Regions from separate parts of the Homo sapiens genome. Here region 2 is linked to region 1. Evidence: chromatin loops called from intact Hi-C (ENCODE). Cell type or tissue: mammary epithelial cell. All regions are shown on one strand. Each heading gives the region's core, and the rest is flanking DNA. Links, peaks and the distances in the headings are about the cores only. Region 1 overlaps EPB41L1 (erythrocyte membrane protein band 4.1 like 1). Region 2 overlaps DSN1 (DSN1 component of MIS12 kinetochore complex).

The links. Peaks named below come from ENCODE experiments on the same cell type or tissue, not always from the same donor. Only the 100,000 strongest peaks of a DNase experiment are listed, where the experiment ranks them.
Region 2: a loop joins it to region 1, with 13 times the contacts of the local background. A loop is called at or near these places in 6 of 110 quality-filtered maps.

The regions. Positions count from the first base shown.
Region 1 is chr20:36,207,319-36,223,315 of GRCh38, reverse strand. It overlaps EPB41L1 (erythrocyte membrane protein band 4.1 like 1), which reads right to left. Exons shown (of 22, transcript NM_012156.2): 15 at 13,418-13,828; 16 at 10,940-11,044; 17 at 8,876-8,959; 18 at 4,354-4,440; 19 at 3,472-3,555; 20 at 1,372-1,452; 21 at 922-1,038. LOC105372602 (a long non-coding RNA gene) reads left to right here. Exons shown (of 3, transcript XR_936695.2): 2 at 3,388-3,591; 3 at 9,940-9,979. Among named protein-coding and RNA genes, the nearest start is that of AAR2, 21 kb to the left of the region's middle. RefSeq lists an enhancer at 10,179-11,378. In mammary epithelial cell, for the core only: a CTCF peak has its summit at 8,449; no DNase peak of the experiment used is centred there.
Region 2 is chr20:36,747,534-36,758,503 of GRCh38, reverse strand. It overlaps DSN1 (DSN1 component of MIS12 kinetochore complex), which reads left to right. Exons shown (of 11, transcript NM_001145315.2): 8 at 343-417; 9 at 2,675-2,822; 10 at 3,654-3,741; 11 at 5,607-6,709. The coding sequence ends at 5,716. Among named protein-coding and RNA genes, the nearest start is that of NDRG3, 6.9 kb to the right of the region's middle. RefSeq lists a silencer at 9,091-9,291. In mammary epithelial cell, for the core only: a CTCF peak has its summit at 3,724 (motif pointing right); a DNase peak (open chromatin) is centred at 3,693.

The DNA of each region.
Region 1 (15,997 bases), core at 4,294-12,293:
ATGCCTGTAATCCCAGCACTTTGGGAGGCTGAGGCAGGCAGATCACTTGAGGACAGGAGTTTGATACCAGCCTGGCCAACAAGGTAAAACCCCGTCTCTACTGAAAATATAAAAATTAGGCTGGGTGCGGTGGCTCACGCCTGTAATCCCAGCACTTTGGGAGGCCAAGGCGGGCAGATCACCCGAGGTCAGGGGATCGAGACTATCCTGGCTAACACGGTGAAACCACGTCTTTACTAAAAATACAAAATATTAGCTGGGCGCAGTGGCGGGCGCCTGTGGTCCCAGCTGCTCGGGAGGCTGAGGCAAGAGAATCACTTAAACCCAGGAGCCAGAGGTTGCAGTGAGTCAAGATTGTACCACTGCACTCCAGCCTGGGTGACAGAGCAAGACTCCATCTCAAAAAATATAAAAATTGCAATCAAGCAAGACAAAAGGGATCAAGGGCTCTGGTCATCATGGCCCCTTAACAACATTCAGTGACTTGTGATAGAGAGAGAGACTCAGGGCCAGGAACGTGGCACTGGGCCTAGTAGGACTTTTTCTGACTTCCGGTTTATAGACAATGCCCAAGGAGATAATGAGGACCTCCATCTGTCCCACCTCAATATCCACTGTCAATCCTCTCTCCATTTCCCTCCCTTTAAAAAAATTTTTAACCACTTCTGGATTTATTTTTCTGGATCTGGAGCCTGAAACCCCAAAGAAACCAAGGAACCAGTCTTCCTTCTTCTCCCCACCGACTTGTATCTCGGGGAGGTGCCTCTCTCCTTTGAGCAGCAAATCAGGAAGGCTGATGGGGGGAGGGTCAAAGCTGCACTAGGGGTCAAGCCACTGGCTTCTCAGATGGAAATGGCCCTCAGAGGATCTTGCTACTGCTCCCTCCTCTCTCTCATGGTTGCTGGGCCTCAGGAGCCTTACCTGTGGCTTCTTGTCCCTCTCCTCTGGGGATGGGTCTGTTTCTCTGTATACGACAGCTTTGGTTACCAGCATATCAGGATGCTGCAGTTTGGCCTCCTTGATGGCCAAAGCCAGGGCCTGGTGGTAAAGAACAGCAAAGGAAGGAACCATGAACTATCCAAGACGAGAGAGACTGTGAAGAACAGCAAGCCCTCTAGTGCACAGCTGGAAAAACTGAGGCCCAGAGAGGGGCAAAGTCAAACAACTAAAGGGAGAGACTAGAGCTCAGGTCTTCTGGCTCCTTCTGGCTCCCATCCAATGCCCCTCTCTTGGGGGTTTCTTATCTGAACAGGGTCAGCAAGAAGTGGACACCTTCTCTGCCCATGAGGATAGCCATCCATGGGTAACCCAACATAGGAGGGATTGAGGACTGGGCAGTGGCACTGGGAAGAACGGTTGCTACCCCCATACCTGGTCTTGATCGACATCTTCATCCCCAGTAATGATGATTCGCTTCTCGATCCTTGTCTCAGAAAACCCTCCTTTCACAGTCTGCAGAGGGAGAGGGAGGTGAGGTCACTCTTGGGTCCTGTTGGGGCAGCAGCCTCAAGAGGGGACCTACCCAAATCATCTCTCGAGGGCAGGGCTGAGAACCAGCAGTTACCTTCTCTCCTGACTTCCTCAGATTTTTTCTTTTCTGATTTTGGACTTTGAACTGCAGATCTTGCCTGGTTGCCACCACTCCCCAAAACTACCAAACTATCCCATCTAGGTCTTCCAAGCCTAGCTCCAATGCTGCCTCTCAGACCCTGGTTGGCAATGCTTCTGTCTTCCTGCCTTGGTACTGCCTGAGCACTGAATCTGTCTCTCTCACAGTTCTGGACCTCTCTGCCTGGTGCCGACCTTATGTATGTCTGTGGCCTTGTTCACCTCACCAGGCTGCCAGCTCTTGAAGGCAGGGTCTGTATTTTGTTCATCTCTATATCCCCTCCTCCCCCACTCCCTCACCCAGTCTAACCAGGGCAGTGCTGAATGCAGATTTGTTGAATGAACACATGAATGAAATGTGAATGGTGACAAGGTTCTGCCTTAAGCAACTTCAAAAAATACTACAAGAGAAAATTGGATTGATGATACTTATGACCTCCGCTGTTTTCTGAAGGCAAGGGGTTTGGACAAGTTTAGAAGTAATAACTGAGGCAGGACCTAATTGTTTGGCATGTTAAAGCAGGGTGGTGTCTGTGGGGAATCCCAGCTGGAGTCAGGAGTGGATAGAAAGAAGAGGGGGCTCCCAGTTGGCAGGGACTTTGGGAAGAAGAGTTTCCTGAGCTGTCTGCTGTGGGCGTGGGATGTAAAACCTCCCATAAAGCTTTCAGAGAAGTCAACATTGCTCAGTAATGCTTTTGCTGAGAGTGGGTTCTTTGTGGGGTACGTGAGAAAGTGCTGAATCCTGTAGAGGCGCAGGCAGAGGCCAGGACAGTCCGTGCATGAAGGCCCAGTGCAACTGACCAGAGTTCTCCTCTGATGGCTCATCAACCTGGCTGCTCCAGGCCTCCAGCCCTGGCTAGGCGCCCTCCTGCCTTCCTCCTGGCCACATAGGTGTGGACGCATCAGCCCGCCTGCCTCCCAACTAGCCCTTGTCCTTATTGCTGGGTCACCCAGGAAGGCTTCCCTCCTTTGCCCCTACCTCTTGCTGCCTGAGCTCTAACTCACACCCTGGTCCAGGCCCTCCCCACCAGGCCTGAGTTATTTATTATCCGTCTCTCTCCATACTTCTCCCTCTTCTTTCTCCCACCTATCTACACATCCTGGTGGACCTGATATTCTCTCCTTAAACCTATGTTCACTGGGTTACTCTCCAATCTAAAAACCTTCATGGCTTTCCAATCTCCCTGAGGCCCAGATCCTCCAGAGTCAAATGTGTCCTGGTATTTGTTATTTGCTCTATATTCCACCTCCCTGCCCCCAGTGCAACCTAATTTCCCAGTTACACCCCCTACATGTGCTTCTCATGTCCCATAAACAGGCCTCACTTACTGCTACATCCAGCAGCCCTGGCACAGAGGCTAACACAAAGTTGACACTCACTAACATCTGCTCAGTGAACAAACAAATAAGCAAACACACAATTTCTGCTTCCCTCTTCTGCTTTGCTTAGAACACCCGCATCTGTCTTCTCCTCCCTCAGGTGTCCTGCCTGGCTTTCCAAGACTCTACTCAGTCCCTACTTCTTCCAGGAGATGCTTCCTGACTCTTGCAGGGCCTCCCATATGTCACCCCGTCTAGATTCCTCCAGCACTTTCCATCTACAAGGCGCACACGCCATGGTTCACAGTTACTTCAAAGAGGAGAGTATTGTTCCCCCTAGCCTGGCTGTCAACGCCGTGTGGGAAGGGCCCGTGCCTAGAACAACATGTGGCACAGGACAAAGCGCACAGTATTCCAGAAGCTGGTAAACACTACAGGTTTTCTCTGTCCACTTTACAGATGGCGAAGCCGAAGCAGAACAACAGTCATGACCTTCTCGCCTGCAGCTCGGCTGGGGGCATGGGGCGCCCTGCTGCTACTCACTTTGGTGACATGGGTGGTGGTGGAGGTTGAGAGGGTTTCCGCAGTGGCGCCGTAGGTGCTGGTGAGGACATCTTTCCCGATGATCTGCAGAATATAACCACCCCCCACCCAGGGTGTCAGGTAAGGACAGTGGGCTCTGGAGGGGTGAGGGCGGGGTGGGGTAAAGGGCTCTGTGAAGGTGACGTTTCGAAGCCAAGATGCTTTCAGCCATTAAGAATTCAAGAATACTAGAATCTTCAGAAAACTAGACCCATCAAATTCTCAAATCCTGGAGTCTGAGATTCCTAGACGCTAAGATTCCTGAGGCCCAGAATCCTAACAATACCCTAGAATTTAAGAATCCTGGCATCATGGAAGAATGACCAAAAGGATCCAAGGTGGAAACACAGCCCTCCTGATGCCCCATCCTGTCATAGCCAGGTGCACGCTCTCTGCGGAGCTAAACAATGAGAACCACAGACTTGGAGAATGCAAGAGCTGAAAGAGACCCTACAGTGACAGACTCAGGGTCACTGGGCAGGCACCAACAGAGGCAGGTCCAGAATCCAAGCCTCTGGCCTCCTAGTCCATTGCTCTTCCTGGTTAGTAGGGAGGGCAGATGCAAAAGAACCCTCAGCAGCACCACCAAGGTGAGGGGCCGCTTTACCCTCACATGTCACCAATGCCCCACTTACATGTGTGGGCGGTGGGGAGGGCCACTCATGAGATTCTAGCAGGCACCAGGGAGCCCTGTGGGCATCTGAAAAGGGTCCAGTTTCCTGGCTTTGCACCTAGAAGGGTGCCTTCTGGGCTCAACGCTGCACTTCCTGCCAGCCATACATGGGTCCATGCCCATATTCTCAGTGTGGAGTCCCCTAGCCTGAGCTGGCCTTGCCCACTTACCGGAGAAAGAGAACGGATTTCCGTGGCCACCGTCTGTGGGCCTGGGATCATGGCAGCTGCCCCCTTCCCGGACTTGAGACTGTTCTCCTGGGGAAACAATAGTGCTCAGATGGCCAGCTCTCAGCCGGGTGGGCCCCCAGGATGGGCGGAGCATGTGGCCATGTAGCTATCACGACCACAAGGTTGAGTAGAAATAATAGAAGCAAAGGACTGAAGGCATCGTTCAGTTCCGCCTCATTCATCCCTTGCTCACTCAGGCACACATTTGTTCACTCGCACACTTGCACACTCGCTCATTCAACAAACATTTACAGACTGTCTGGCGTTAGGAACACTGTAGTGATCAAGACATGGCATTGTTCTCCGGAAGCACTAGCAGAGGAGTTGCCAGATTCAGGCTCGTGTCCTGCCCTGCCACCTTCAAGCCATGTGACTTGGGGCAGAGCCACTTCCTCTCTATGGGCCTCACAGATTCATCTGTAAAAAAGGACCCTTGCCCCAATCCCACACAGAACCTATGAAGCTAATGGAGTAGAAAAGGTTTTGCAAACCAAAATACATAGGATAAATATAGGGGCATAAGCTGGCTATTTAGAATATAATAATAATAATGACTTTCTGAGTGCTTGCTATGTGCGAGGCATCATTTTAAGGATGTTACATGCCTCATCTCGTTTAATTCTCATAACACCAGTTGGGCATTATTTTTAATATTCCTGATTTACAGATGAGAAACTGGAGGGCAAGAGAAACTTAAGAGTTCAGTCTCCCAGCAAGTTAGTGGTAGAGCTGGAACTTAACTCCATGTTGTCTGACTCCAAGTCCAACACACTGTGCACGCCACTCTGCCCTTGGGAATCTTTCCCTTCAGACAGCTCTCTTGGCCCTACCTTAAATTCTAATTGCTAGATCTTCCTGGAATTGTCCCCTGACTTACTGCCCCCGATCTGGCGCCAGGGCCCAGCTGCCTGCTTCTACCTCCTACTTTCTGCACCATCTCAGGGCTCAGCCTTGTCTGTCCAGGGGCCCAGAACTGTGTCCATTCTGCAGGTCCTCAGTGGCCTGACCTCTGATTCTGGTCCAGGCATGGCACTAGATCTGGACTTCTGCCTACCAAGGGACAGGTGAGAAAAGAAACTCGCTGACTTTCCCCTGCCGCTCCCACACCTGCATCCTGCTGAGGCTGCCAGCAGCCTGGTTCCTTGGTACTGCACCACAAGGCACGTTCCCAGATGCACCTGCAGTTCCAGAATGTGGCCCAGCAGCAGGCTTCCCAAGGGCAGCTTCCGGGCTCAATGCTTCCTTTCCCCTTAACAGCCACTAACCCCTATGAATCCTAGCATCATTCTGGGAAGTTCTCCCTTAAAGCCTCTTATTCTCTCATTGTTCTGTCTTTCCCAGGGCAAAGCCTCACCTCCACCTTCACACTAAAAACAGAGGCCACCACTAGGGACATCAGTCATTCAAAACGAGGCACCCTCTGCTCCTCCCTTCCTCTCCTGTATCCTTGGCCAGTCCCGTCACCTGCCTCCAGGAGGAGTGGTTCCTCTCCCTGACCAAGGCAAACTCAGCCCTCTCTTCCTCCACATTCAGGCTCTCCTCACTTGCCACCCGCTCTCTGGGCCACCTCGGCTACTCAACAGCTTCTGCTGCCTCATGGAGGTCAAAGTCCCCTATCCCTTCACCTATAGCCCAGATATTTATTGGACCCTAGGCCTTTAAAACCAGTTGTGTCCTAGACATTTTGCCCTGGAAATGTTCCACAGGCACCTCAGACTCATCCGATCTCGAAAGGAATTCACTGCTTCTTCCACTTCCAACACACGCTTGTCACTAAAGAGCACTTTCCCCCATCACTCTGTTTACATCAGCAGTTCTCCAACTTCAGAGGCATCAGCTGGAGGGCTTGGAAAAACACACACTGCTGGGCCCCACCCTAGAGTTTCCGAGTCAATAGGTCTAAGGAGGAGCCCAAAGGACCTGCCTTGCTAACAGGTTCCTGGAACCACATTTTGAGAACCATTGGCTAGTGAACGGTGTCACGAGCTCATCTTTCCTCTTGTCCCCTGAACATCCTACCAACGACCAAATCCTGTGCTTTCCCCCCTCCAGGCATCCCTTAACCCTGACCCCTTCTCTGCATCCACCTCCTTGCACTCCAGCCCCACCCCAGCCTGGGCACCAGCATCTAAGCTGGTTCCCTGCCTTCTCTCTCTGTCTCTCCCAGTGGCATGTGGGCCCTAGAGCCCCGGGATGTTCCCTTCTTCAAGCTGGATTCACAGTGGCTGGTACAGAACTATACACATCATGGGTGTTCAATCAATATTTGTGGAAGGAAGGAGAGAGAGAGAAGGAGGGAAGAATTTTTTGCTCAAGTCCCTCCTCCACAGAGGTTGCTAGAATAATCTTTCTAAAACACAGAAACACATATCTGATGACATCATGTCCCTAATGTAAAAAATTTAAGTGATTCCCCATTGTCTGCAGGACAGAAGTTTGAACTTGGTATATGACATTTGAGGTCTATCAAGCTCTGGCCTAGCCTTCCTTTCCAGCTCTTCCCCCCCGACTCCTCCTCCGTGTGCTTGACATCTGGCTTTCTTGACCACTGGTCCTTCCCCAAATGCTGCACTCCTTCCCTTCTGCCCTTTGCACTTGCTTTTCCCACTGTCTAGAATGCCTTCCCCCAGGACCATACTTTAATTTATCCTTCAAGCATAGCTCACTCAAATGTCCCTGCCTAGGGAAAGCCTTTCCTGGCTCCTCCTGGCAGAGCTGTCACCCCATAGCTGTCCTCCTGGTGGCCCCTAGGATAGCATTATTACACTGTCCCATGAAGGCAGGAAAGAAGTAACTGCAGCTCACATCTTCAGGCCACTTATTATGCGCCAGGCACTGTTCTCAGGGCTTTGCACAGATTGCTTTCGTTCCCCCTCACATCAGCCCTTTGAGGTCATGCTATTACTGCCCTCTACCCTCACCCATTTTACAGAAGTGAAAACTGAGGTTTGGAGAGGTTCGGGTGACTTGCCCAAGGTCATCCAGCCAGGAAGTGGGACAGCTGGGCCTTGTTCTCCGCTGTATGCCCAGAACCTAAATACAGGGTCACAGCACATTAAAGGTGCTCATGATGGTCATTTGAATGAATGAATTCCAGCAGGCAGTATAGTTTCTTCAACTGTATCCCCCATACCAGGCAGATAGTACAGACTAATAAATGTTTTTGGAACAAATGAATGAATAGATGGATGGATGGATGAGTAAATGAATGGTATAAGTGCCTGCTCACCATATGAACGGATTTAAATTTAGCCCTACAAGCATCCCAATGACACGTGGTGAAGGACTGAGGGGAGAGGAGGAACTGAGTGACCAGGGAAAGGTGTGCAAGCTGGTAACTAGTTTGGACTTATTGATTTTAAAATTTCTGTGTATTCAAAACCTACCTGCTGGCTAGTCTAGATTGATGGAATTACCTTCCTATGTGTATGTCAGGAGGTTGGCAAGAAACAGTATTTGAAAACAACTTCTCTGGCTCCAGCACTGCTACCTTCCCTAGCCCGAGTAGTGGCTGCAACCGCAGCCCCAGCCCCATGCGGCTGATGTTCACAATGGTCAGGATTAAGGAAGCAGAGCAGAGTGGCTGGGGTTGAAAGTGGGGCTCCTGGTGTCAGAAGGCCTGGGGATAACCTGGCACTACCACTTATTGATTGTGTGACCTTGGGTAAGTCGCTTTACCTCTCTGAACTTCAGTTACCTCATCTATAAAGGTTGTGGAGGGAAGAGCATCCACCTCACAGTGTCTGTGAGCATCCACGGAGATTATCCACTCAGGAGTCTCAGCACATTGACTGGAACCACAACCTGTGTGCCAAATGCTATCTGTTCTGTTTAATCATGAAGGGATCTAGTGTTGCCGGGGTCTCTTAAGAACTGCAGAATGGGGATTATTGCCATTTTGCAGATGAGGACACCTCAGGCCAAGGGCCTTCCTTCATGGGTCAGACAGCAAATAAGTAGCAGAACCATGAGGTCCCTCAATAGGGAGGTCCCAAAAATCCTGGTTCCAACTTAGGGTCACCACACGCCATCTACTGACCAAGGCAAGGAAGTGGTCTAAGGCATGAGACAATGTGCAGCCACCAGGATGGGTCCAGCCTCACCTTCAGAGTGGAGGTGAGATGAGCCAATGAAATCTCAATGCAAGATGAGATTCGTGGGTGCCAATAACCAAAGAAGACCATCCTCTCTCTCTCTCTGCTGTGGCTGAGATGGCCTAGATAACTGACACTATCAGTGGGGATTCCATCGCCCACATTACTCACTTTGGAAAACTGAGGCCTGACTATGTCCTGTGGCAACTAAAGCCCCAGATAATAAACAGCTGACTTATGTCCCATGCCTGATGCAGCGAGGGCAGCTCACAACTTCCTGAAGCAGCCAGGCGATGTTAGCTTGTTCTCTGGCTGTTTGGTGGGGCAGGGGGCTGGTCAGAGAGGGAAGCCTCCTGGGTTCAACTTACCATGGTGGTCGATATGGTCTCCGTGGTGATGGAGGGAGTGGTTGCTATGAACTCCCTCCCCACTGAGGCACTCCCATCAACCTGCTGACCAGAGGAGGAGTCGTTAGAGCTGGGGAGAGCTGGGTATACCTGCAGCATCTGTCACCTGGGCTCACGGCCTCCCAGTTACAAAGTGACAGGCTGTGTGAGTGAACATCACTGGCAGGGGGCTGCACACAGACCAAATCACAGAGGTGCAACAGGCCCTCATTACATTTCAACCAGTGTATTTGGTAAATAAAAAATAATCTCAGACTATCTGGCAAATTCTATCCAAATTGCAATGCGTGTAATCTTTGACCTAGCAATCTCTAGGAACTGACTCTTTGGATATAACCTTTGAAAAGCTCACCGAGAAGTATGAGCAAGGAAATTCACGAGCGCTGATAGTGAATTGCACAAAACAAAAACAATCACAGGGCGAGCCATTGGGAGACAGCGAAATAAATCAAGATTTGCCTCCTAACTGAGATGATCAAGAGTAAGGTGGGTCTATGTATGCCAACAAGGAGTGATCTCCAAAATAATTACTAAGAAGAAAGGTAAGTTGTAAGAAAATGATCACTTCTGTGTAAACATTGTTAAGTATATAGAGATGTAGGTATCTGTGTTGAAATAGGCTTATATTTTTTTCTGGGTGATATTATAAGAAAAATCCCATTTTGTTCTGCTTGAATTGTATAACTATAAACTTTTTTTGTTGTTTTGTTTTTATGTCAATAAGGGTTACTGGGCTGTGGGATCTAGGGCCAATTTTAGTTTCTTTATACTTTTCTGTATGAAAACACAACAGAAACACGTGTTACTAAAACAAAACAGGTCAGTGGGGGAAGCAGCTTGCCCAAGGTCACACAGCTCATCAGAACTCAAGAGTCCTGACCTGTAGTAGACGGCCTCATAAACTCCTACCATCATTATAAAAGTGGGAGAAAGAAATCTGGAAACAAAAGAATTGCCCATGTTGTATTGGTTTATGTCTTATTTCAGTTTTCTCTTTCTCTCTCTTTTTTTCCCTGTCACCCAAGCTGGAATGCAGTGGTGGAATCATAGCTCATAGTTCACTGCAGCTTCGACCTCCTGGGTTTTAGTGATCCTCCTACATCAGCCTCCCGAGCAGCTGGGACTACAGGCATGTGCTACCATGCCCAGCTAATTTTTGTATTTTTTGTAGAGCTGGGGTCTCCCTATATTGCCCAGGCTGGTCTTGTACCCCTGGGCTCAAGCGATCTGCCTGCCTTGGCCTCACAAAGTGCTGGGATTACAGATGTGAGCCACTGTGCCTGGTCTTATTTCAGTTCTTCAGGAAAAGGTTAGTCTCAGAGCAAAAAAGCTCCTAGCATTGTAGCTCTTCTGGCCAGGAAAAACCAGGAGGGCATCTATCAGATCCTCAATCTTAACTTCCTAAGTTTAAAAAGCATGGAAGGAGTGCAGGGAATGGACTGGAAGTCGTGGGCCTGTGCCTATGCCTGACGGCTTTCTCCAGGTGGTCAGGATGCTGCTTCTTGTCAAGACACATGATCTTCGGTTTTCTTCTTTCACTTTGTTCATTTTACTGATCTGATGTGGAACTCTAATGCATAAAAAATGACCCAAGGTGAGCTATTCTGACTGAAGCTGAATTGGGATCTCTCCCTCTTCTCTCCTCAAGCAGCCCCTGAGATACCTCAAGAAACCTCTCCAACTCCTCCAAGCAATGTGAACACCAAGGTCCCAATCCACTAGTCAGTACAGTCCTCCCAATATGCCCAGGAGGAAGGGGTAGACAGGGTCATTCCCATTTTATGGATGGCTAAATGGAGGCTTTAAGAAGTATGGTCTGCCCAGGACAGGAACCTGCTTTACCCGTTGCCCCTCCCCAGAGCTCAGAGAGGACACTGAGGCACAGGAGAGCATCAGGATTAACATATGGGTTCCAGGGAAGCTGAGATTAAAAGAGCTGGCCAAGGGGTTTGGCCACAGCAGTGGGGACCCTACCACCAAATGCCCAATACCCATGCTTAGGGTACATTGGAAGGCACAAGTTACCTGGGTGTTATCCATAGCGGAGACTCTGGTCTGCAGTACGGCCTCCGGCTCAATCTTCTTTCTAATGGCCAGACTGCTGACAGTCATGGTTTCTGTTTTCACGGGCTGTAGGAAAAGGAGGGAGAATGCTCTGTAACTGAAACCCTAGCATGACCCTTGCTCACAGACAATTGCAGTGTGGTGTCTGCAGGCTATCTCCTATCCCCACAGCTGGCCACATCTCTGGAAGGGTACTCTGGACAGGGTAAAAGAGTTGTGGTGTGATATCATAGACAGATAGCCCGCGAGGAGAGCCAGGACCACCACCAGGACCAGGCAGGCCTGCCCTGCGCCCCTGTGCCACACACCCTCATGGTGGCTATATGCTGTTTTTTAGGCTACTATTAGAACATCTACCATTTCATTAACATACTCTATGACAGGCCCTGGGCTAAGTGTTTTCCTTGTGTACATAATGTCACCAAATCCTGGTGAGCTCACCACCTCTCAGCCGCTTCAGCTGAACTCTTCTATTTTTTTTCTTGAGACAGACTCTCCCTTTGTCGCCCAGGCTGGAGTGCGATGGTGCGATCTCGGCTCACTGTAACCTCTGCCTTCCAGGTTCAAGCGATTCCCCTACCTCAGCCTCCCAGGTAGCTGGCACTACAGGCTCATGCCACCACACCCGGCTAACTTTTGTATTTTTAGTAGAGACGGGGTTTCACCATGTTGGCCAGGCTGTTCTTGAACCCCTGACCTCAAGTGATCCACCTGCCTCAGCCTCCCAAAGTGCTGGGATTACAGGTGTGGGCCACCGTGCCCAGCCTGGACTCTTCTTTAGAGCAAGAGCCACACATGCTTGGAGGCCTACAGCATCCAGGCAGGAGATGTCAATGAGTGAAGAGGGTTTGTTGAGGACTGGGGTGAAGTAGAGAGCATGTGGGGTCCATTTGGGTATGGCAAGCTGTGACTATGACCTCTGAGTATAGTTTTGTTTTTGTTTTTGTTTTGTTTTTTGAGATGGAATCTCGTTCCGTTGCCCAGGCTGGAGTGTAATGGCGTGATCTCAGCTCACTGCAACCTCTGCCTCCTGAGTTCAAGTGATTCTCCTGCCTCCCGAGTAGTTGGGATTACAGGTGGGTGCCACCACGCCCAGCTAATTTTTGTATTTTTAGTAGAGACAAGGTTTCACCATGTTGGTCAGGGTGGTCTTGAACTCCTGACCTCAGGTGATCCACCTGCCTCAGCCTCCCAAAGTGCTGGGATTACAGGTGTGAACCACTGTGCCTGGAGATTTTTTTTTTCTTGTTTTGTTTTGTTTTTAAGAGACAAGGTCTCACTCTGTCGCCCGGGCTGGAGTGCAGTGGCACGATCAAAGCTCACTGTAGCCTCGAACTCCTGGGCTCAAGTGATCCCCCTGCCTTCTTGCCTCAGCTCCTGAGTAGCTGGGATTACAGGCACAAGCCACTGTGCCTGGCTGAAGGGGATTCTTATAGATGGTTGCAACCCTGTAACCCAGCCATTCATCCAGTTAATCATCTATTAGTGCCTAGTATATGCCAGGCCTAGAGGAGCTGCCACCTGGTGGGAGAGCAGGCTTGTCAGCCACTGACCTGACCGCTTTGGATAGTGCTGGAGCATAGGCATTACAGGGCAAGGGGGTAGGGGGGCGATATTTCTGCCCAGGGTGGTCAGGAAAGCAAACCCCTGCTAGGAAACTGACATTTGAACTTGGTCCTGGAACATGATAGGTTTGTAAGGCACCGAAAGGGAGAAAAAAAAACCTGCTCAGAGAATATAGCATGAAGTGAGAGCCCAGAGTGGCTAAGCTCATATTTCAATGCCAGGAATGTTGGGGAAAGGAGAGTGTAGGAGGGAGGTTGGGTCTAGAAGAGATGAGGGGGCAAAGGAATGATATGGGCAGGCGTGCCTTAGAGAAATCCCTTCACAGCTCTACAGAGGAGACCACAGAGAGGCCCAGAGACAGTCTGTCCCTCCTCAATGACCACATTTCCTCTCTTCCAGGAGCTTCCATTACCACCCTGAGACCCCAGGGCCAGATGGATTTAAACTGCTTCCCCTTCCCCGGGAAGCCCAGACCCCAGAGAGACAAGCCTGGGCCCGGATCAGGAAAAACCATTCAGCTTTCAGACCAGGCTGCAGGAGCCCCCAAGAGTCCACAGACGCATGCTCTCTGCAGGTGCCATGCAACACAGGTGGGGGGGCATGGGGTCAAGAAAGACCAGACTACCTGTCATCGCTCGACTTCAGCAAGCGATGGGGTCACAGGGTTAAAATACCAAGGAGCGCGTGTTAGGGGTAAACCGAGATGGCAAACATGCGAGCACAGAACCATGCTGTTCTGCGGAGGGGCAGTCATGCAACACGAGACAGAGCTTCAGGCTGCAGGCTGGGTGCTCGGTCTTCTCACGGGTGGCCCAGGGCCCTCTGAGCATGCGGTGCCCAGCGGGCCTGGCTCTTGAGGAAGCTCCACTGTACCTCAAACTGGGGCATATCCGGGGTGGAGCAGGCCCCTCGATCCGGGCTGTCCTCAATGCCCCCAGACTCATCATCCTGGCTGGGGGCCCCCTTGTTGAGATCCCGGGAGAACAGCAGGCCCTCAGTGTCCGAGTCGCTTTTGTCCCGGTCGAGCTCAGGCAGGCTGCGGGAGAAGTCTTCGAAGGCGCTGCCATGGTAGTCACCAATGACCGTGAAGTCCACCTCAGCCTCCAGGCTAGACGTAGAGCTGACCGTGATGCTGGAGCACTTGCGCTCAATGGCCAGGTGGTTGTCCTTCAGGAACACCGTGTCCCTCTCCTGGTCCTGGTCCTCATCGCCTGTGTCACTCTCTGGGGCCCGGGGACGTGGTGGTTTGACTTTCTCCTCGGAGCCCTCCCTCAGCCCTGCTCTCTATGGCCAGATAAAATCAAAAGAATGGGGATGTGGGGTGGGGAGAGAGAGAGAAAGAGAAATCAAGATGGTGAATGTCAGGAGAAATCTCGGGGCTGTGTCGACATCCTGAATGGAAGAGCAGGCCAGGAAATGAAAAACACCCCAGGAAAGGTTCCTTGAAATCATAACAAGCATAAAAAAAACAAAAACGACTCAAGAGTGGAGATGCCCCTTTCTGAGGGTCTCACACTGATGGCAAAAGCAAGTACAAAGCAAACGTCCTGCCAGTGACTCCTGGACAGGAGGCTCCATCCAAGGGTATTGGATCTGGGAGCTTATTGGAAGCAGCATTGCACGAAAGGCAGGGATGGAAGCCCGGACCCCAGGCCCATCCGTGCAGGTGGGCGTTGAGAAACAGAAACTAAGGAGGGAGATCCAGGGATTCAGGGAGACCCAGGAAGGGAAGGCAGAGAGGTTGGAGCCAAGAACTTTGAGGAACAAAAGAGGAAGCCAACATGTTTGTCAATTCCACTGAGTCTCCGGGGGAGGGGTCAGCATCGACTAGAGAGAAGAGCAATTCAGGGTCAGGCCTTTTGGGCACGAGCTTCTTGGGAGCTGAGTGCTACGCCAGCTCCACCCTGGGCTCCATGAGTGGACCACAGGCAAGTCAGGGAGTAGAGGCTCTGGTCCCATCAGTGTAATTGACAACAGCGGGCCAAGGCAGTGCCTCGGGGAACCAGCAACTCTTGTCCGACATACATACCTCTCAACTGGCCTGTCAGGGATTAAACACCACACACACATTTTTGGCTGGTTCATAACATTCTTTTTAAAGACCAACCTAATACCCATGAAAGATTTGTAAAGAACTTGGCTTCTGGTTCTAGGGATTCAGTGGGCTTAGACATTCACTTGCTAAGCGAGCCTCCATTTAGCCAGTTTCTGGAAGGTTGAGAGGTGTGAGGGAGACATTCCAGACAAGCCAGAGTTGAGCAGCACGAGAGGTGCTGCCACAGCAGGTGGGAACCTAAGGCGGCGATGCATCCTGGCCGGGTGAAGGTGACTGGGTCATCAGGGCACAGAGGGGCTGCAGAGACCTGAGGGCCCGAGGGGCTGGCAAATCTCAGGCGCCCCCCCTTCCCAGGGGTGTTGGCTGCTAAGTTGGTGGAGCGCTTCTCTTCCCTGACCGCATCTCCGGATTTGTTCTGGATTAGAGAAGACAGTTAGTCTTAAGGAGGCAGAAAGAAACTTGGCACTGGGACTGAGAGGGAACCAGAAGTGAAGGATGGAAACCTCTGGACTGTCAACTTTCCCAAGGCGGGAGAACCAGGGATGGGAAAGGATGAAGAAAGATCGCTGGACAAGCCAAGCAAGGTAGGCAGGAACCCAGCGGGTATGAGCGGCAAGGCAAAGCAGGTGTGTCATTTGCTGGTGGTGGCGCCACCTTCTCCATGGGGGTTGTGTGACCCTCTGGGCACCAGGTCACACCAAAAGCTGAGGGTCTTTGTGGCCAAGCTAACATGGGCCAAGCAGAGAAGCCCATCATTCAGCCTGAGCTACACCCAGGCCCGTTTAGGGAAAAAACTCACAGGGATGGATAAGCAGCCTCTGATTGCAGAAATGACGAGGGGCCACTGAAACATGCTTCTAAAAACTACAGAGCATGCGGCCAGCCCCCATGGGCGGGGAGCAGCGGTGGGGGCGGGGGCTCACGCGGCCAGTTACCCCAGTTCCAGTAGCTTCTGCCAGCGTGGTTTCACAGCCTGAATTGGGGGACACGGGCTCTAGTTCCGTGTGTGCTTCCTGGTAGGATGCAGAAGTGTCCTCCCTGAAGTGTCTGGTAGCCAGAGGTATCACTGTGGAATGTGTGGCTTTGGGGCTGGCAAAGTCCCCTGGGGGCTGGAGTTGGGCGAAGCCCAGGTCTGAGAGCGTACTCCGCTGCTGCTCTGCTTGTCCCACGGGTGCCTCTGAAGATACGTCATTTGGAAGGGACCTTGCTTCACCCTCACTCATTCGGCGAGTTTCAGCTCCGTGGGTCTCAAATATCCGAATTTTGTTGGCCACTGAGGTCTTGCTAATATCTTCTAGGGAGCCCTCTTGGTCCCCAGCCTGGAAAGAGGTCATCTCCCTTCGCTTCCCTGAAGGGAACCCAAACCCCAGAGGTATGCGCCCCTCAGCTTCTTCAGG
Region 2 (10,970 bases), core at 1-8,000, 540 kb before region 1:
ACTAACTTGGAAAAAATGAATAGTAAGCATTGTATTTGGAGAGTCAGCATTAGTGCATCAATACTAGAAGTTAGAAGGCTGCATATTGAGATTTTTATGGACTCTACTAATGATCAATTTCATAGAATGGAGTCTAGAGAATACAAATATTAATTTGACTTGAAGAACTCAGGTTTGATATGATTAAATATTCTCTGAATTGGTCAGGCTTTCTAACCCTGTAATGACCTGTCAACTCACATTTTACATCCAGATTGTACACCTCACATACTTATTGTTACTGTGAGTGATTCAGAATAAGATTATAAAAATTAACTGAACTTTTTTTCCTGATTCTTACAGGTTTTCTTTAGAACGTCAGACTTGGGATCAGCTCTTGCTTCACTACCAGCAGGAGGCTAAAGAGATATTGTCCAGGTTAGATCTATGAACTGTAAAAACTCTTTAAAAATCTTATGGAGTTTGATTGGTGTTTATTTCAGTTCTGTTAGCACAAATTGAAAGATGAATCCTTTCTCACGGGCCAATAAGCTCATCAAATTCTGTAGTGTGTATTAGCACTCTCTGACCAGAAACGGGAAGTGAGTGAGAGGAAGGAAGAGTTGGTGTCACTATTTTCAGTCCAAGAACACAATTGTTTCTGTTCTGTGTCCTTGGCTAACATTTCATATCCTGGGGGAGACAGACACATCTCTGCATTGTATCTGGCAGCCTGGGGTTGGGCCAAGAACAGTAACCAAGGGGCTTCAGTGAGCACATGGCCTATGAGCTGCAGGTTTGGGGGATGCCCTTGGCCAGGGCCTTCTTGGAGACAGAAAGACATGAAAGTGGGTGATGAGGAAGATTGAGGAAAGAGAGGATCTTTGGGTCTTGAAGGTAGAGGAAAAGTAGGAAAGTGCTAGGTGTTGTTTTGTTTTGTTTTGTTTTGTTTTGGAGACAGACTCTCGCTCTGTTGCCAAGGCTGGAGTGCATGGCGCCATCTGAGCTCACTCTGCCTCCCGGGTTCAAGCAATTTTCCTGCCTCAGCCTCCTGAGTAGCTGGGACTACAGGTGTCTGCCATGATGCGTGGCTAATTTTTGTATTTTTAGTAGAGACAGGATTTCACCATGTTGGCCAGGCTGGGCTGGGTGTTTTTTTGTTGTTTTTTTGTTTGTTTTTTTGCTCTGTCGCCCAGGCTGGAATGCAGTGGCACGATCTCGGCTCACTGCAGCCTCCAACTCCCTAGTTCAGGCGATTCTCCTGCCTCAGCCTCCCGAGTAGCTGGGATTACAGGCATGCTCCACCACACCCCACTAATTTTTGTATTTTTAGTAGAGACAGGGTTTTGCCATGTTGGCCAGGCTGGTCGTGAACTCCTGGCCTCAAGTGATCTGCCCATCTTGGCCTCCCAATGTGTTGAGATTACAGGTGTAAGCCACAGCACCTGGCCAGAAAATGCTAGATTTTGATTTAGTTGAACATTTAAACCATGGTTTTAAGCTTTTTTTTGAGATAGAATCAGCTAGAATCCCAACTACAAAATGTTAGTCAAAACCCTAATTACAAAAGTGGCCTCTCAGTAGAGAGGGGCTTTGAGGAGCATGGTTTGAAAAATTTCCCCAATCCAGGTAATGATGGTTATCAGTTACTTTATTCACCCCTTACATACTGTATTTATGAAGATAGATAATGTGTAAGATGCTAGTTTCAGATAAAATCTTTTGTGGCAAAGCTTGTAGGTTAAGAGGAATGGTTCTGGAAGCAGACTGTCTGTTCAGACTCTAACTGTTCCTTAGTTTTGTGACCTTGGGCAAGTCACTTAGTCTTGAATGAGCCTGAGGTTCCTCATTTGAAAATGGGGATGATATTAGTACCTTCCTCATTGGGTTATTGTGTCAAATTAGGTTAAATGTAAAGTGCCCAGTAATATCTGGCATATACTTAGCACTCAGTAAATTGTAGTAGTTGTTGTTATTAAAGTTGTTGTTCATCAGTTTTCATGAACTCTCAGTCCTGTTCAGTTATTTTAGATAATTGAAGTAGGCCAGCATGTTTTGGTAAACAATTATAGACACTGACTTTAGGATAGTAAGCTTTGGCTTCACTCTCTCCCAAGTATAGTCCTTCTGGTATATGGACCTTACTATTAAGTGGATTCAACTGACTGGAAGCTTCCAGCATTTCCTGGAGTCCGGAGGTATAAAGACATGAATACTAGACAATTGTTTCAGAACTTCTTGTTAAGGCCAGGCGCGGTGGCTCACGCCTGTAATTCCAGCACTTTGGGAGGCCGAAGCGGGCAGATCACAAGTTCAGGAGTTCGAGACCAGCCTGGCCAACATGGTGAAACCTCGTCTCTACTAAAAATACAAAAAATTAGCTGGGCATGGTGGCAGGTGCCTGAAATCCCAGCTACTCAGGAGGCTGAGGCAGGAAAATTGCTTGAACCCGGGAGGCAGAGGTTGCAGTGAGCCGAGACCTGAGACCGCACCACTGCACTCCATCCTGGGCAACAGAGTGAGACTCCATCTCAAAAACAAACAAACAAACAAAAAAAAACCTTTCTGTTAAGAAGTGAGCCTATAGCTAGCGTAGAGTGGAGGAATACTGATTCAGCTTTATAGGATAATCTTTGGTATCTCTTCCAGAAAATAATTACAGAATCTCTCAAAAGCTCTTGTGTTTTGTTTTTAGAGGATCAACTGAGGCCAAAATTACTGAGGTCAAAGTGGAACCTATGACATATCTTGGGTCTTCTCAGAATGAAGTTCTTAATACAAAACCTGACTACCAGAAAATATTACAGAACCAGAGCAAAGTCTTTGACTGTATGGAGTTGGTGGTAAGTGGGCTCATGTTTATTTAGTTGAGTTATCCAGCTTTGCCACCTTGTAATCCTTGGAAATTAAAAGACCTGGAGAAATGTATAAGTGTAAGTTGAATATGTATATTCAACTCTACCTTAGGAAAACATGGAGAGACAATTAAAAAATAATAAACAAATGAATATATAGTGGTAAATGCTGATGAAGCAGGGTAAGAGAGACAGACAGTATAGGGAGGTTGGTGGGTTGCTATTTTATATAGCAAGGTTATTGAAGGCTCCTCTGAGGTGCCATTTCAACAGACTTGAAGGAAATGAGCCATGAGGACGTTTGAGGGAGTAGTGTTGTGTCAAACCAGGTATTAATAGCAAGCAGATGGCATTTGAAAGGACAATTCAAGGAGAGTTTATTTTCAGAAAGGCTAAATAGAAAGGTATGGGTATTGGAGAACCACAAGGGTTAGTGGAGTAACCTGGGGCTTATAGGCAGTAGAGCTCTTACTCCTCCTAGGACTCAAAGGGAGGAGGGAGTAGCAGTTACTGTGGCATCTAATGGGAGAAAGTCACATGGTTAGCTGAGTTGAGCCAACTCAAGATGACTCGTTCAGCTCCTTCCCACTTAGGCATCCTGTTGGTAGAGGTTACATGGGTCAGCCTCCTGGAGCATAGAGCAGCCTGGAGAAGAATGTGGTGTGACTTTGGAGGAACAAACAGAATTATCTGGCATAAGCATTCCAGGCTGAAAGAACAGCAAGCCCAGAGCTCCTGAGCAAGAGCTTGCTTGTCAGGTTTGAGGAACATCCAAGAAGCCATGGACCTTTACAGCTCACAGCTGTCTTTTTTCTACAGATGGATGAACTGCAAGGATCAGTGAAACAGCTGCAGGCCTTTATGGATGAAAGTACCCAGTGCTTCCAGAAGGTGTCAGTACAGCTCGGTAAGCTTGTCTCTTGAGGGGACCAGAGTTCAGGCTGTTTTCCATGATAGCCTTTGGGATACAAACTGCCCTTCAAAGCCTATGGTCCAAGAGGGTAAGACCTATATGAGGTGATTTGTTTTTCTCCCCACAATAAATAGTATGTTATGGGTACTCAGAGTTGATAGGAAATTTCTAGATGTAAATTCTACAGAAGCACAGTAGACTGAGAATTAAATCCCCATGAAATATGTTGTTGTTTTGGTAAATCCAAGACTTAAGAAATACCCACCCATTGCTTTTTCCCTCTTCATTTCTCAAGAATTCACTAAGTGACACTGACATTACTCCTCCCTAGCTTTTCCTGACCTCCTTCCAGCCCTAAATTATTGGCTATACATACCTTCATTTTCTTTCTTCTTCTACTTTTTTTTTGGGCTGGGGGGGCAAAGTCTCTCGCTTTGTCATCCAGGTTGGAGTGAATGGCACAATGACTGCACAGCTCACTGCAGCCTCAACCTGATAGGCTCAAGCAGTCCTTTCACCTCAGGCTCCCAGAGTAGCTGGGACTAAAAGCATGCACCACCACCACCACACCCAGCTAAATTTTTAATTTTTTTGTAGAGATGGGGTCCCCCTGTTTGTCCAGGCTGGTCTTCAACTCCTGGGCTCAAGTGATCATCCTGCCTCAGCCTCCCAAAGTGCTGGGATTACAAGTGTGAGCCACTGCACCTGACCATCTTGTTTTTTTGGGTTTTTTTGTTTGTTTTTTTTTTTGAGACGGAGTTTCACTCTTGTTGCCCAGGCTAGAGTGCAATGGTGCGATCTCGGCTCACTGCAACCTCTGCTTCCCGGGTTCAAGGGATTCTTCTGCCTCAGCCTCCCGAGTAGCTGGGATTACAGGCATGCTCCACCATGCCCGGCTAATTTTATATTTTTAGTAGAGACGGGGTTTCTCCATGTTGGTCAGGCTGGTCTCGAACTCCTGACTTCAGGTGATCCACCTGCCTTGGCCTCCCAAAGTGCTGGGATTACAGGCATGAGCCACTGCTCCCAGCCTCCATCTTCTTATTGATCACATTGTATTGTGATTGTAGTGGTGGCTGGCTTTCTTTCTTTCTTTCTTTTTCTTTTTTTTTTTTTTTTTTGAGACAGTCTCGCTCTGTTGCCCAGGCTAGAGTGCAGTGGCATGATCTTGGCTCACTGCAACCTCTGCCTCTGGAGTTCAAGATATTCTCCCACCTCAGCTGCCTGAGTAGCTGGGATTACAGGCATGTGCCACCATGCCTGGCTAATTTTTGTATTTTTAGTAGAGATGGGGTTTCACCATGTTGGTCAGGCTGGTCTTGAACTTCTGACCGCAAGTGATCTGCCCATGTTGGCTTTCCAAAGTGTTGGGATTACAGGGATTACAGGCATGAGCCACCCTTTTTTTTTTTTTTTTTAGACAGGGTCTTGCTCTGTTGCCCAGGGTGGAATACAGGGGCGCAGTCATGACTCATTGCAGCCTCAACTTTCTGGGCTCCCAGGTGATCCTCTTGCCTCCCATGTAGTTGGAGGATCGTGCTAGGACCATGCTAGGCTAATTGTTTTTTTTTTTTTTGTAGAGACAAGGTCTTACTGTGTTGCCCAGGCTAGTCTCAAACTCCTGGGCTCAAGGAATCGTCCCGCCTTGGTCTCCCAAAGTGCTGGGATTACAGGCGTGAGCCACCATGCCCAGCTGTGGCTGGCATTCTTACCAAATTGTCATCTCCTTGAGGCCAGAGACTCTCTTATTTGTCTTTGTAATGCCCTTCCATGTGTGTCACAATGTCCCTACATTAAGTTTTCAATAAATGTTACGTTATTTCAATTGAAATTTATTTTTTGGCCTCTTTTCTCTGCAGGAAAGAGAAGCATGCAACAATTAGATCCCTCACCAGCTCGAAAACTGTTGAAGCTTCAGCTACAGAACCCACCTGCCATACATGGATCTGGATCTGGATCTTGTCAGTGACTTTATGAGAGTTTCTGCCACAAGGTGCCCAAGAGGAGAGGAATGGGAAGAGTGCCCCAGCACGTGGTGACTGCGTGATTTCTGCTCGTTGCCTTTGAAGATAACTGGCAGGACTGACTGTAGAACACTTTGACTTTTTTCAAAAAGTGATGGAATTTGTACATCCAAATGAATATTGTATAGACAATTTTCCCAGGAATGTGCAAAATGCTTGAAAGTTCAAACTTCTTTTTTGAAATGATCTTCAGATCCAGTGGCCCATTCTTTTATCTTTATCCTGTGAAGGTGTTTTTCAGGTTTTGAAACAATCCAAAAATCATTTAGGACCAAGTCTAAGGAAACATTTTAGTGGCCAAGTTGGATTCCGATTGTAAAGGAATGATACTAATTTTCTAGCATGGCTCTGAAGGTGATTTTAGGTAGAAGAGTTTTGAGGCTGGGCGCAATGGCTCACGCCTGTAATCCTAGCATTTTGGGTGACTGAGGCGGGTGGATTGCTTGAGCCCAGAAGTTGAAGACCAGCCTGAGAAATAAGGTGAAACCCTGTCTACAAAAAATACAAAAAGTTAGCTGGGTGTGGTGGCGTGTGCCTGTAGTGCTAGCTACTCAGAAGGCTGAGGTGGGAGGATTGTTTGAGCCCAGGAGGTTGAGGCTGCAGTGAGTTCTAATTGCGCCACTGCACTCCAGCCTGAGCGACAGAGTGAGACACTGTCTTAAAAAAAATTAAAAATTGTAAAAAAATGAAAAAAAAAGTTTTGAGCATTATTTGCATCATTGGGATACATATGTCACTTCACAAGATGTTCAATTTGAAGGAAATACCACTCATTCTCTATGTCCTGTTGTCTGTAGTGTGCTTCAGTTTTTCATATTGAGTTGACCTAAATCCTGGATTCATGACAAGAAAGGAGTAAGTACTACTATTCATTGTTCTATTTGTTTATAATCTGTATTATAAAATTGCACATAATTAAAAGCTTTCCCTTGTCTTCATCTATGTTTTGAGTGTATAAACAAAAAGGGAGTGCCGGGTGCGGTGGCTCACACCTATAATCCCAGCACTTTGGGAGGCCAAGGCGGGCAGATTGCCTGAGCTCAGGAGTTCACGACCAGCTTGGGAAACATGGTGAAACCCTGTCTCTACTAAAAATACAAAAAATTAGCCGGGCGTGGCGGTGTGCACTTGTAGTTCCAGATAGGAGGGTGAGGCAGGAGAATTGCTTGAACCCGGGAGGCGGAGGTTGCAGTGAGCCGAGATCGTGCCCTTGTACTCCAGCCTGGGCGACAGAGTGAGACTGTCTCAAAAAAAAAAAAGAGGGAGGGCTGGGCATGGTGGCTCACACCTGTAATCCCAGCACTTTGGGAGGCCGAGGTAGGTGAATCACTTGAGGTCAGGAGTTCGAGACCACCCTCGCCAACATGGTAACCCATATCTATAAAAAAATAGCCGGGTATGGTGGCACACACCTGTAATCCCAGCTATTTGGGAGCCTTAGGCAGGAGAATCACTTGAACCCGGGAGGCAGAGCTTGTGGTGAGCTGAGATAGTGCCACTGCACTCCTGGGCAGTGCTTTTTCCCGGGCGAAAAGGCGAGACTCCATCTCAAAAAAAAAAAACCAAAAAAACTAGGAGGGTTTAACAGAAAATAGGATTCTTTGCCAAGATGCTGAAGTGAACAGTAGTGTTGAGATATACCTCTGCATTAATTATCAGTAGAACACCAACTAGGCCAGGCACTTCAGGAGGCTGAGGTGAGTGGTCGCTTGAGCCCAGAAGTTTGAGGCCAGCCATGGGCAGCATGCCAAAACTCTGTCTACAAAAAATACAAAAATTAGCTGAGAGTGGTGGTGCATACCTGTATTTCCAGCTACTTGGGAGGCTGAAGTGAGAGGATCAATTGAGCCCGGAAGGCCAAGGCTGCAGCAAGACATGATCACAGAACTACATTCCAGCCTGAGCAACAGAGTGAGACCCTATCTCAAAATTAAAAAAAAAAAAAAAAAAAAAGCCACACACACACAAAAAAACCCACCATCTAATTTATTACTTACGTTTCTTATTCTGGCCAGGCATGGTGGCTCACACCTGTAATCCAGCATTTTGGGAGGCTGAAGTGGAAAGATCACTTGGGGCTAGGAGTTCAAGATCAGCCTAGGCAAGATGGTGAGACCCCTGTCCCTACAAAAAATTTAAAAATTTTTTAAAATTTGATGGTGTGTGCCTGTAGTCCTCATGCCTGTAGTCCCAGCTACTCAGGAGGCTGAGGCGGGAAGATCCCTTGAGCTCAGGAGTTCAAGGCTGCAGCGAGCTATGATTGTGCCTATGCACTCCAGCCTAGACAACAGCAAGACCCTGGCTCAAAAACAAGCTAAATAAATAAATAAATCCAGGCAGTAGTGCCATGGCATGCTCATGGCTCACTGGACCCTCAACCTCCTGAGCTCAAGCAATTCTTCCACCTCAGCCTCCCAAACAGCTGGGACTACAGGTGTGCACCACCACATCTGACTAATTTTTGTTTTGTTTTGTTTGAGACAGAGTCTCCCTCTGTTGCCCAGGCTGGAGTGCAGTGGTGCCATTTTGGCTCACTGCAACCTCTGCCTCCCGGATTTAAGTGATTCTTCTGCCTCAGCCTTGCGAGTAGCTGGGATTCCACACATGCACCACCACACCTGGCTAATTTTTGTATTTTTAGTAGAGATGGGGTTTCACCATGTTGGCCAGGCTGGTCTTGAACTCCTGACCTTAGGTGATCCACCCAACTTAGCCTCCCAAAGTGCTGGGATTACAGGCGTGAGCCACCGTGCCTGGCCTAACTTCTGTACTTTCGTAGGAATGCGGTTTCTCCATGTTGCCCAGGCTGGTCTCAAACTGGACTCAAGATATACACCCACCTCAGCCTCCCAAAATGCTGAGATTACAAGTGTGAGCCACTGTGCTCAGCCAAAATAAAATGTTTCTTATTCTCTGATCCCACTAAAGGGACAAATCCCATTTCAGTTAAACACCCAGTCATAATCTTAAGTCTTAAACCTTGGCGCAAGTGCCAGTTAATGAGAAATGACATCTCCTTGCTTGGACCTACATTTGTTCTTTATTCCTTTATATATTTACCGAGTACCCGCCATATGCCACACACAGTTCTAGGATTGGAGGAGGGAGCAAAGAGCAAAAACACATGGGTTCTCTCTCATGATGCTCAGTTTGCTGACGATACAAGGAACAAGAGAAAACTCTGCAGAAGAGATATTTTAGCTGACATGGGAAAGATGAAGGAGTTAAATGGGGCAAGTATTTCAGGCAAAAGGAGAAGCAATTTTCAAAGGCTTGAGGAGGACAGTGGAGCATGCTGGGACACTTAAAAAAAAAAAAAAGAATAAAGCAGGAGTGCTGGGCACCAGTAGAAGACTGGCCTGAGACAAGTATAATTGAAAGTCATTAGAAGGCTTCAAGAAAGGGCGAGAAGATCAGAACTTTATTTTTAAAAGAGTACTCTAGTTGTGGTGTGGGGAAAAGATAGCAAGGTATGGGTGTGGGAGACCAGTTAGGTTATTGCAGGAGTCTAGGAGAGAAATGACAGCTTGTGCTGGGTGTTGGCAGTGGATGAGTGGGGTGGGACTGCTCGTGTTGCCCACAGTGGCTAGAACATAGGCATGTAACCTAGGTGTTAAAAACCTAACTCTAGCCAGGCATGGTGGCTCATGCCTGTAATCCCAGCACTTTGGGAGGCTGAGGTGGGTGGGTCACCTGAGGTCAGGACCAGCCTGGCCAACATGGTGAAACCCCATCTCTACAAAAATACAAAAATTAGCCAAGCATGATGGCAGGTGCCTGTAATCCCAACTACTCAGGAGGCTGAGGTGGGAGAATTGCTGGAACCCGGGAGGGGGTGAAAGTTGTAGTGAGCCGAGATTGTGCCACTGCATTCCAGTCTGGATGACAGAGCAAGACTCTGTCTCAAAAAGAAAAAACCCCTAACTCTGCCATTTATTAACTGTGACTGAAAAATTTATTTAATCTCTTATCTCGAAGGTTGAGAGAATTATAGAACCTATATCACAGGGATGCTGTAAGAATTAAATAATATAAAAGTTTAGCGGTATCAGTATGCTGCAGGAGGTGAAGCCTGAACAGTGGGTAGATGATGGAGCAATTTGAGATGGGAAAGCTCGTTCTATTTGGAATACCAAATGGAGAAATCAACTGGTCTGTCAAATAACACAGGTGGAGAACTGGGTGGAGAAATCGAGACTGGAAATAACATTTGAGAGTTGCTGATGTCTAGTTCTTGATGACTTGAGAATGAATGATATAGTCCACAGTAGAGCAAGAAGGGAAAGTTTGGATGGTCTCATGGAAATCCAACATTTAAGAATCAGAGCAGAGCGGGACACAGTGGCTCATGCCTATAATCCCAGAACTTTGGGAGGCCTAGGCAGGAGGATTGCTTGAGTCCAAGAGTTCTAGACCAGCCTGAGCAACATGGTGAGACCCTCGTCTATATCTATCTCTATCTGTATCTCAAGAATCAGAGAAATGCTCTTAATTGCCTACTCTTTCATAAACAAAGTAGTACAATGGAGAGAGTTGGAGTGAATTTTCCTTTTTCTTTTTTTTTTTTGAGACGGAGTCTCGCTCTGTTGCCCAAGCTGGAGTGCAGCAGCGCAATCTCGGCTCACTGCAAGCTCTGCCTCCCGGGTTCACACCATTCTCCTGCCTCAGCCTCCCGAGTAGCTGGGATTACAGGCACCCGCCACTACGCCCAGCTAATTTTTGTATTTTTAGTAGAGACGGGGTTTCACCTTGTTAGCCAGGATGGTCTCGATTTCCTGACCTCATGATCTGCCCGCCTCAGCCTCCCAAAGTTCTGGGATTACAGGCGTGAGCCACTGCGCCCGGCCATGAATTTTCATTTTATCCTCAATTTCCTCATCTGTAAAATGGGGACAGATTATCTCTCTAAAGATGATTATACCCTCCCCCTTTTTATTTATTACATTGTATTGCATTTTTTGCTTATAAGGATTTCTTCAAACTCAAGAAGTATGTTTTGTGTCTTCAACAGTAAAATACGATAGAACAAAGAAAAATAATACTTACTGAGCTCTAAGCATTTTACATGCATATTATCATTCAGTCTTTGCCACAACCTTGTAACTTCTATTTCTGGGTGTGTGACATAGATGAGGAATTCGGGCATGGAGAGGTGTGGAGAGACTTAATTGTCTAACCAAGGACATAGGGATAAATAGT